2 separate regions of the Mus musculus genome follow, and region 1 is linked to region 2. A link is a loop called in an ENCODE intact Hi-C map of the cell type or tissue named here. Cell type or tissue: heart. All regions are shown on one strand. Each heading gives the region's core, and the rest is flanking DNA. Links, peaks and the distances in the headings are about the cores only.

The links. Peaks named below come from ENCODE experiments on the same cell type or tissue, not always from the same donor. Only the 100,000 strongest peaks of a DNase experiment are listed, where the experiment ranks them.
Region 1: a loop joins it to region 2, with 2.1 times the contacts of the local background. A loop is called at or near these places in 1 of 42 quality-filtered maps.

The regions. Positions count from the first base shown.
Region 1 is chr3:98,225,680-98,228,999 of GRCm38, reverse strand. The region is part of intron 2 of Reg4 (regenerating islet-derived family, member 4); the gene reads right to left. Among named protein-coding and RNA genes, the nearest start is that of Reg4, 5.2 kb to the right of the region's middle. In heart, for the core only: a CTCF peak has its summit at 1,568 (motif pointing left); a DNase peak (open chromatin) is centred at 1,599; H3K27me3 peaks cover 639 bases.
Region 2 is chr3:98,039,726-98,043,045 of GRCm38, reverse strand. All of the region lies in intron 1 of Notch2 (notch 2), which reads right to left. Among named protein-coding and RNA genes, the nearest start is that of Gm40103, 15 kb to the right of the region's middle. In heart, for the core only: a CTCF peak has its summit at 2,017; DNase peaks (open chromatin) are centred at 544 and 2,821; H3K27ac peaks cover 230 bases.

The DNA.
Region 1 (3,320 bases), core at 446-2,945, 190 kb before region 2:
TGACACAGTCAGGCTTTGTCGAGTAGAGACATAAACTGGGAGTTGGGGGCATTATTAGGAGAAAGAGCCATTTTGGAAGGGGGTGGGACAAACGGCAACTTAGCAGAATGTGACGATGGGTGGGCTGTGCATCAATAGAGAGAAGAGAGGACTTTTTAGAGAAAAGGAATGGGCTGGGCAGAGGCATGGGGACCAGAATGTGTGCAGAAACAGCAAGCCCCTAAGTTTGAGTATAGGGGATCTGTAAGACAAGCATGGCCAAAGGAACGAGAAAGGCTTTGTGGCAAAGGAGACTGTGACTCAGGAAGGCTCCAGTTTCTTACTGGAAATTGATAAAGAAGAGACGAGGAGAAGTGAAGAGGGGCTGATGGCCAAGGGGCAACCAGGCTAGCAATCCGAGCCCTGTGACAATGTGGCTGCACACCTACACTCTAGACCACTGCAAAGGTCTTCCACGGTGATGTGGGCAGACTAGAGCTGTTTAAGTGTGTTGACCTTTTCCCAGTCAGATGACTGCGTGGCACTCTTTGTTCTGTTTCATTTGCTCCCTGTAAATCTCCAGGGCTTTCACACTGATTTCAGACAGGTTCCCTGCTCCTTAGTGTTCTTCCTTCCTTCCTTCCTTCCTTTCTTTCTTTCTTTCTTTCTTTCTTTCTTCCTTTCTTCCTTTCTTTCTATCTATCTACCTCTCCCCTTTTCCCCTCTCCCTTCTCTCTTCTCCCTTCTCTCTCTTTCTTCCTCCCTCCCTGTCAACTCCCCCCTCCATCTCTCTCTTTCCCCCCTCCCTTTTCTTTCCTTTGAAACAAAGTCTCATGCAGCCCAGACTGGCCTTGAACTCACAAAGTAGCTGAGGATGACTTTGAACCTCTGACTCTCCTGCCTGTGGCTCCTTGTGCTGAGAGTATAGGCATTGCCATCATTTGATTTTACAAAACAGTGGAGGGTCAAAGCCAGGTTTTCATGCAAGCTAGGCACACCTTCTACCAACTGAGCCTTGCTGCCAGCTCCTTAGCACTGAAGTGCTTTCTTGGCTCCATCTTCTTGCCCTCTCTAGCTACAATCTCCCAGGCACCAGTGCCAGCTGATCTGGAGCACGAGGCTCTTACAGATTTAGCTCTATTGTGTGTGTGAGCAGATCTGTGAGTGAAGGATAATCACTGAGCTAACAAATGGGAAGGAACGCGTATTGGTCATCTTTTTCTCACAGCTGTGACCAGATACCTGACAAATGCAGCTGGAGGAGAAAGGGGTTTATTTGGTTTGTAGCTTGGCGGGATTCGATCCTTCAAAGCAGGAAGGGCAACGCTGCAGGAGCAAGAGGTAGCGGTGGCGGTCATGTTGTATCCGGTCAGCAGCCACAGTCAGATAGATATTGACATTCAACTTATTTTTTTCTTTTTTATTCAACCCAAGACCTCAGCCCATGGCGTATTTTCAATTCGCCTATCTCTTTTGTTTTTCTCCGTGCCTTTGTGCGCTCCTCCTCGATTCTTTCCTCCCCTCTGCTTTTCTCCATCGTTCTTTCTCACCTTAGCCTTGCATTGTTGCAGCTACCGACATGCGCCCCCTGGTGGGAACACTTAGAAATGCTTCCAACTGAGGCCATGCGCCGTTGTGCCTCGGGTTTACCCAGCATTCCTTGGTACCAGGTCCTTCTCTGGGCAGTTTATACTCTAGAACCCACCCTCACCCCCATTATATAGTTCCTGATATTGCCACCACGTCCCAGATGAGGAAACGAGGCAGAAAGAAGTTGTTGCGCCTCACACTCCCACAGCAAATAAGAAAAAGAGAAGCTATGGTCTAGACAGTGTGGCTCTGAGTTGGGACTCTAGCCGGCTTAGTCATGCTCAAGCTATGTTTAAAAAACAAAAACCTGCAAGCCACTCATATTTATTCGGGCTGTCCTACTTAATAGCCAGACTGTCTCAGACAGATGGGAATGGGCACTCGTGGTACGGACAAGAAAACCTGTTAAGGCCACGAGACAGGAGTGGAGTGGGACTTCTGAGGAGCCGCTGCGTTCTCAGCAGCCTAGAGTCTTTTCACATCTCTGCCACAGGTGCCAAGTCTCCTCATTGCTGCACATGGGGTGACAAGAGACAGGTCCTCGCACCAGGCTCTCTATCTTTAGTGGTCTTTCTAATCTCCTAACCTTCGTACAACTCTGACTTCTTGTCTGCACAGTGAACTGATGTACACTTTCCCCACAGGGTTGCCTGGAGAGCTGGTGGGATAATGCATACCTAATGCAAACACAGTGGTTAGCACGCCGCCTAGCACAAAATAATTGCTAAATAAATGACAGCTGGTTAGAACTATAGCTTTCTTGTGTGATACTGGGGACTGGTCTGGTGCATGGTGGGAAAGTCCTGCCACAGAGCTGTAGATCTACAGGCTAGCCCTAGGCTTCTTTTCTTTTCCTTTTCCTTTCCTTTTCTTTTCTTTTCTCTTCTTTTCTCTTTTAAACCTGAAGCAGAGCCTGTTTAAGCTTCCAAGACTGGCCTTGAACTCTGTGTCGCCCAGGCAGGTCAGGGCTCTGAGGTCATGCTGCACTGTTCTCCTGAGTAGCCAAAATTCCAGACATGCAGAACCAGACTCAGCTAGAATTGTAGCTGTGAGAAACCAGCACCATTGTTATGATAACAAGGTGGAGTATTTCTGAAAAATATTAGCCAGTGCAGTTTTCATTGTGTCTAAATGTCTCTCTGTTTCTCTTCATTGAGCCCCACAGGCCAGGGCAAGGAGCCATTGCTCAGACAACAGAGCTATGATGTTGGCCATCAGCCTCCGTTGAAAGAAAAAAAATCAGTTTCTAAGCTCTCCACATCTACTTTAAATGCAAGATTAGACTTTTTTTTTCCACAAGCTTTTGTGCAAATATATATATATGGGATCTGTCCTAAGCACAGTTCTCATGAATGCAGCAATAAACAAAAAGGTTTTCTACAGCTGGGAGGAAGATCTGTCTGGAAAAGAGCCATGGAAGGACCCGTGCTATATGTTTTGGCTCTAGTCTCCTCCTGGGGAGAGACCCAAGGAGATTAGTGAAGTCCTGGGAAGAGGTTGGGAAGTCTTATCTCATTCTCCAGAAGATAGCCAGGGTCAGTGTCAAGCTCTTAAAGGAAGCCAGAGGTCAGGGCAGCCCCCAAGGAGCATACAGACACGGCTGTAAGGCAGCAGGGACTGGGGACAGTTTCCAGTGTTCTCTGCATTCTTGCAGGGTGCAGGGGCAGTGGCTGAATTCCCTGGGTCCTGAGAAATCAGACACAGAGAGCTGGTAGCTGAGACAAGTGTGGAGTCAGGGGCAGAGTATCATA
Region 2 (3,320 bases), core at 530-3,029:
CTGTTGCTTCTGGCACAGGGCCTCTGGAAGGAGTGCCGTCCAGTGGACACGGCCATGTTTTCTAAAATGACTGCTTGCACTACTACCCAAAATAGGAGAACTGAGGGCAGGCGGAGACAGCAGGGATTTGCAGTGATTCTCACAGCACCCTTCAATTTCAAACAACAAAGCTTCCACTTTGTTTTTTATTCCATTTTTGGGGGGCAGCCGCCGAGGGGGGAGGGCGTGTCAGCCATGAAAAAAAAATACAAACAAACAGAAGCACAGAAGCTCACATTTAAACAGAAGCAACGTGGGAGTAGTTGTCTCCCTCCTGAAATCAGTCTTGGTTAAAAGAAAGGAGAAAAGCAACCAGGGAGACACGGATTTTTATGCCTCCCCTAATATGTCAAGGATCTCTGCGTTCTTCAGAGATCACCAGTAGAAAATATTTCTGACCTAAAATATGCCGATTCCTGATGCAGACAGGACATCTAGAGGGCTCCCCGTCCCAGCTGCTTTCCCAAAAATGAAACCTGCTGTGGTTTGGGAAAAACAGAAGCAACAGGGTTTCACTCCGGCCCAGACTGGCCGGAAACTGACTGTGTGATCCAGGCTGCCCTTGAACTCCTGGCAAAGCTCTTGCCTGCCTCTCAGGTGAGTCACCATGCCCAGCATCTAGGATTTTCATTTTATACAGAAATTCATTTCTATGAAATATTAATCCTTGATTCTAAAACCTGAACTCATCAATGTACTATGTAACACCAGAGTTTACTATACAATGGTGGTGGTGGTGGTGGTGATGGTGGTCTCCTTCTTCTCCTTCTCCTTCTCCTTCTCCTCCTTCTTCTTCTTCCCCCTCCTCCTCCTCCCCCTCCTTCTTCTCCTCCTCCTCTGCTTTTCTCTTATCGGGATTATAGAAAAAACAACTAGACCCCAATTGTGAGCTGAAGCAAATGAGTTCAACTAGGTAAGTTTCAGCCCTTGCATGTTAAAGATTACACTATATACAACATATGGTTTGAAAACCCACAGAAGAACCAGGACATGTCAGTCTATTAATGGCACCACTGCATGCTGTCCCTCTAGACGGCACTGAACGATGCGACCCCTCTCTAGCTTGCTAATTCCTACTTGCATTCCGAATCATTTGCTTCCACGTGCTTCCACTATGGCTTGGGCAGGTGTATCATACTCTCACCCTCACGTCTAGCAAAGTTCTTGAAAGGCAGTGGTGTTGACAACAGAGATGGCTCATCTCCATGTGTATGAACCACGGAAGGTGCATAGTCACTGACATTCAACAAACTAAACAGCTAAGACAAAAACCTACTGTCAGACTCAACCACCAGCTCCCGTGATTAAAATGTTCAAAGGTTTCCATTTTACTGAGCATGGAGACACTGAAATGAGACTCTAACACAGATTTTACGTTTGTCAGGAGAAGTAAAATAAACAGAGGAACACAGTTAGACACATCTTAGCCTTTAACAAGAATAAAAGTCTGAGAAAGTAGAATTGTACATTTCTGATCTCGGCAAAACTAAAACACCTTTCAATGTTTCTTCTGTCTTAAAATACGCATGAGCTGGGGCTGGGGAGACGGCAAGTGGCTGAGAGGCCACACAGCTCCTCCTAGCACCCACACAGTGCCCTCTTCTGACTTCGGTGTGTACCTGCACTCATGTGCACGTGGCACATGCACATATAACTAAAATAAGTCTTTAAAATAAAGGAAAATTTGTGTGCATGATGATATTCCCTCCGACCCAACCCCTGTGCACCTTTAGCCATGTGTATCAAGGAGGGGAGACTGACTGAAGAAGTTGGACAAAAGCAAAATCATGTGCAACTAACCAACAAATGCAAAAACAAACTCCTCAAAAGGAAACTGTCCAGGAAACTTGAGCAAGGACGCATGCCTGCTCTCCTCTCACAGTGAGGGAGGACGCATGCCTGCTCTCCTCTCGCAGTGAGGGAGGATGCATGCCTGCTCTCCTCTCGCAGTAAGCACTTTTGCTCCTGGCACATCCACTGGTCAGTAGGTGCCAGTATGGTTCCAAGAAGCCCCAGTGTATTTCCTCAGCATGGACATCCATCTGGGGAAGAAATGGCACTAACAAAGACAGACGCGGGGCTTACAAGCCCATGGCTCAGTGTGCTAAAGCCTCAGGTAGAGGAAGAATTCCCATCCAAAGGCTCAAAGGGCCAGCCTTCTAGCTGATCTGTCGTACTACCTCTATCTGTCCTCTTATCAAGACAAATTCTGCCTGCCAACAATTCCCTGTTCTTTTAGTAAGCCCTCTCTATTAAAAGATATTTAAAAAAAAAAGTATTTTAAGTACAACTTAAAGTTTTTAAACCCCATAATTTTAAATAGAAGCTTTTAAGTACCCTTACTGGAAAAAATTATAAGTATATATAATTTTCTTGCTACCCTCCCCCCAAAAGAAGCAGAATGTCTTTTAGCTTAAACTTCTTGGTGCTTTTTAAGTGAAGAAGACAATGTCTAGTGTTTGTTCATCCAGAGGTAGATTTCAAAAAAGTCTAAGACACAATGTTATATTAAAAAGGAAAAAAAACAAAACAAAACAAAACAAAATCCTGTGATTGTTAAATGCTATCACAAAATATGGCAACTTCCCAAAACCAAGCAGGGAAAATCCAGAGACTAGTCTCAGATTTCCTGACCAGCGTCCATCCTCATGGTCTTTTTCAAAAACACCCTTGTGTGGTAGGAACAGGGGCTATTCACAAGAACCAGGCTGGGCAGGAGTCACCGGAATACCGCAGCTGCTGTGCAAATGGTGACACCACAGAGTTCAACGATATGCTCTGAAGTGTGCAAGTCGGCAGCTACATGGTCATCTCGGTCCCAGATGCTCGATACCTACGGCACCAAATGAACCCCACTCACCCGTGCATGGTATTCAAGCCCAGCATTCCTGCACACGTCACTGAGAATTGTCTAAGTCCAAGAACCTCCAAAGGTCCTAAGTCCCTGGCCTGCCTATATCTGACACTCCAAATCAGCACAGAGACTTGCAGTCAGAAAAGTAACCGTGGAGATGGGGGATGCACAGTACACCCAGGGCCCAAATCTGGGGACCAGAGGGAGCCAGCAGGCAGACACCCACTCTGTAGTGCACATGAAGATGGTGCAAGGGGCACAGCCCGGCCCTTCCATCCCTAGTCTTACTTCTCAGTTCTCCTCAGCTGTTTCCTCACACAGAAATCAACTCATATCAACACGAGGGCAGAGAGAAGCAGGCGACACTGATGGCTGCCACTGATCCCCGCAGCCAGGGAGCTCCTTCATCAAACCCTAGGCTTCCAAA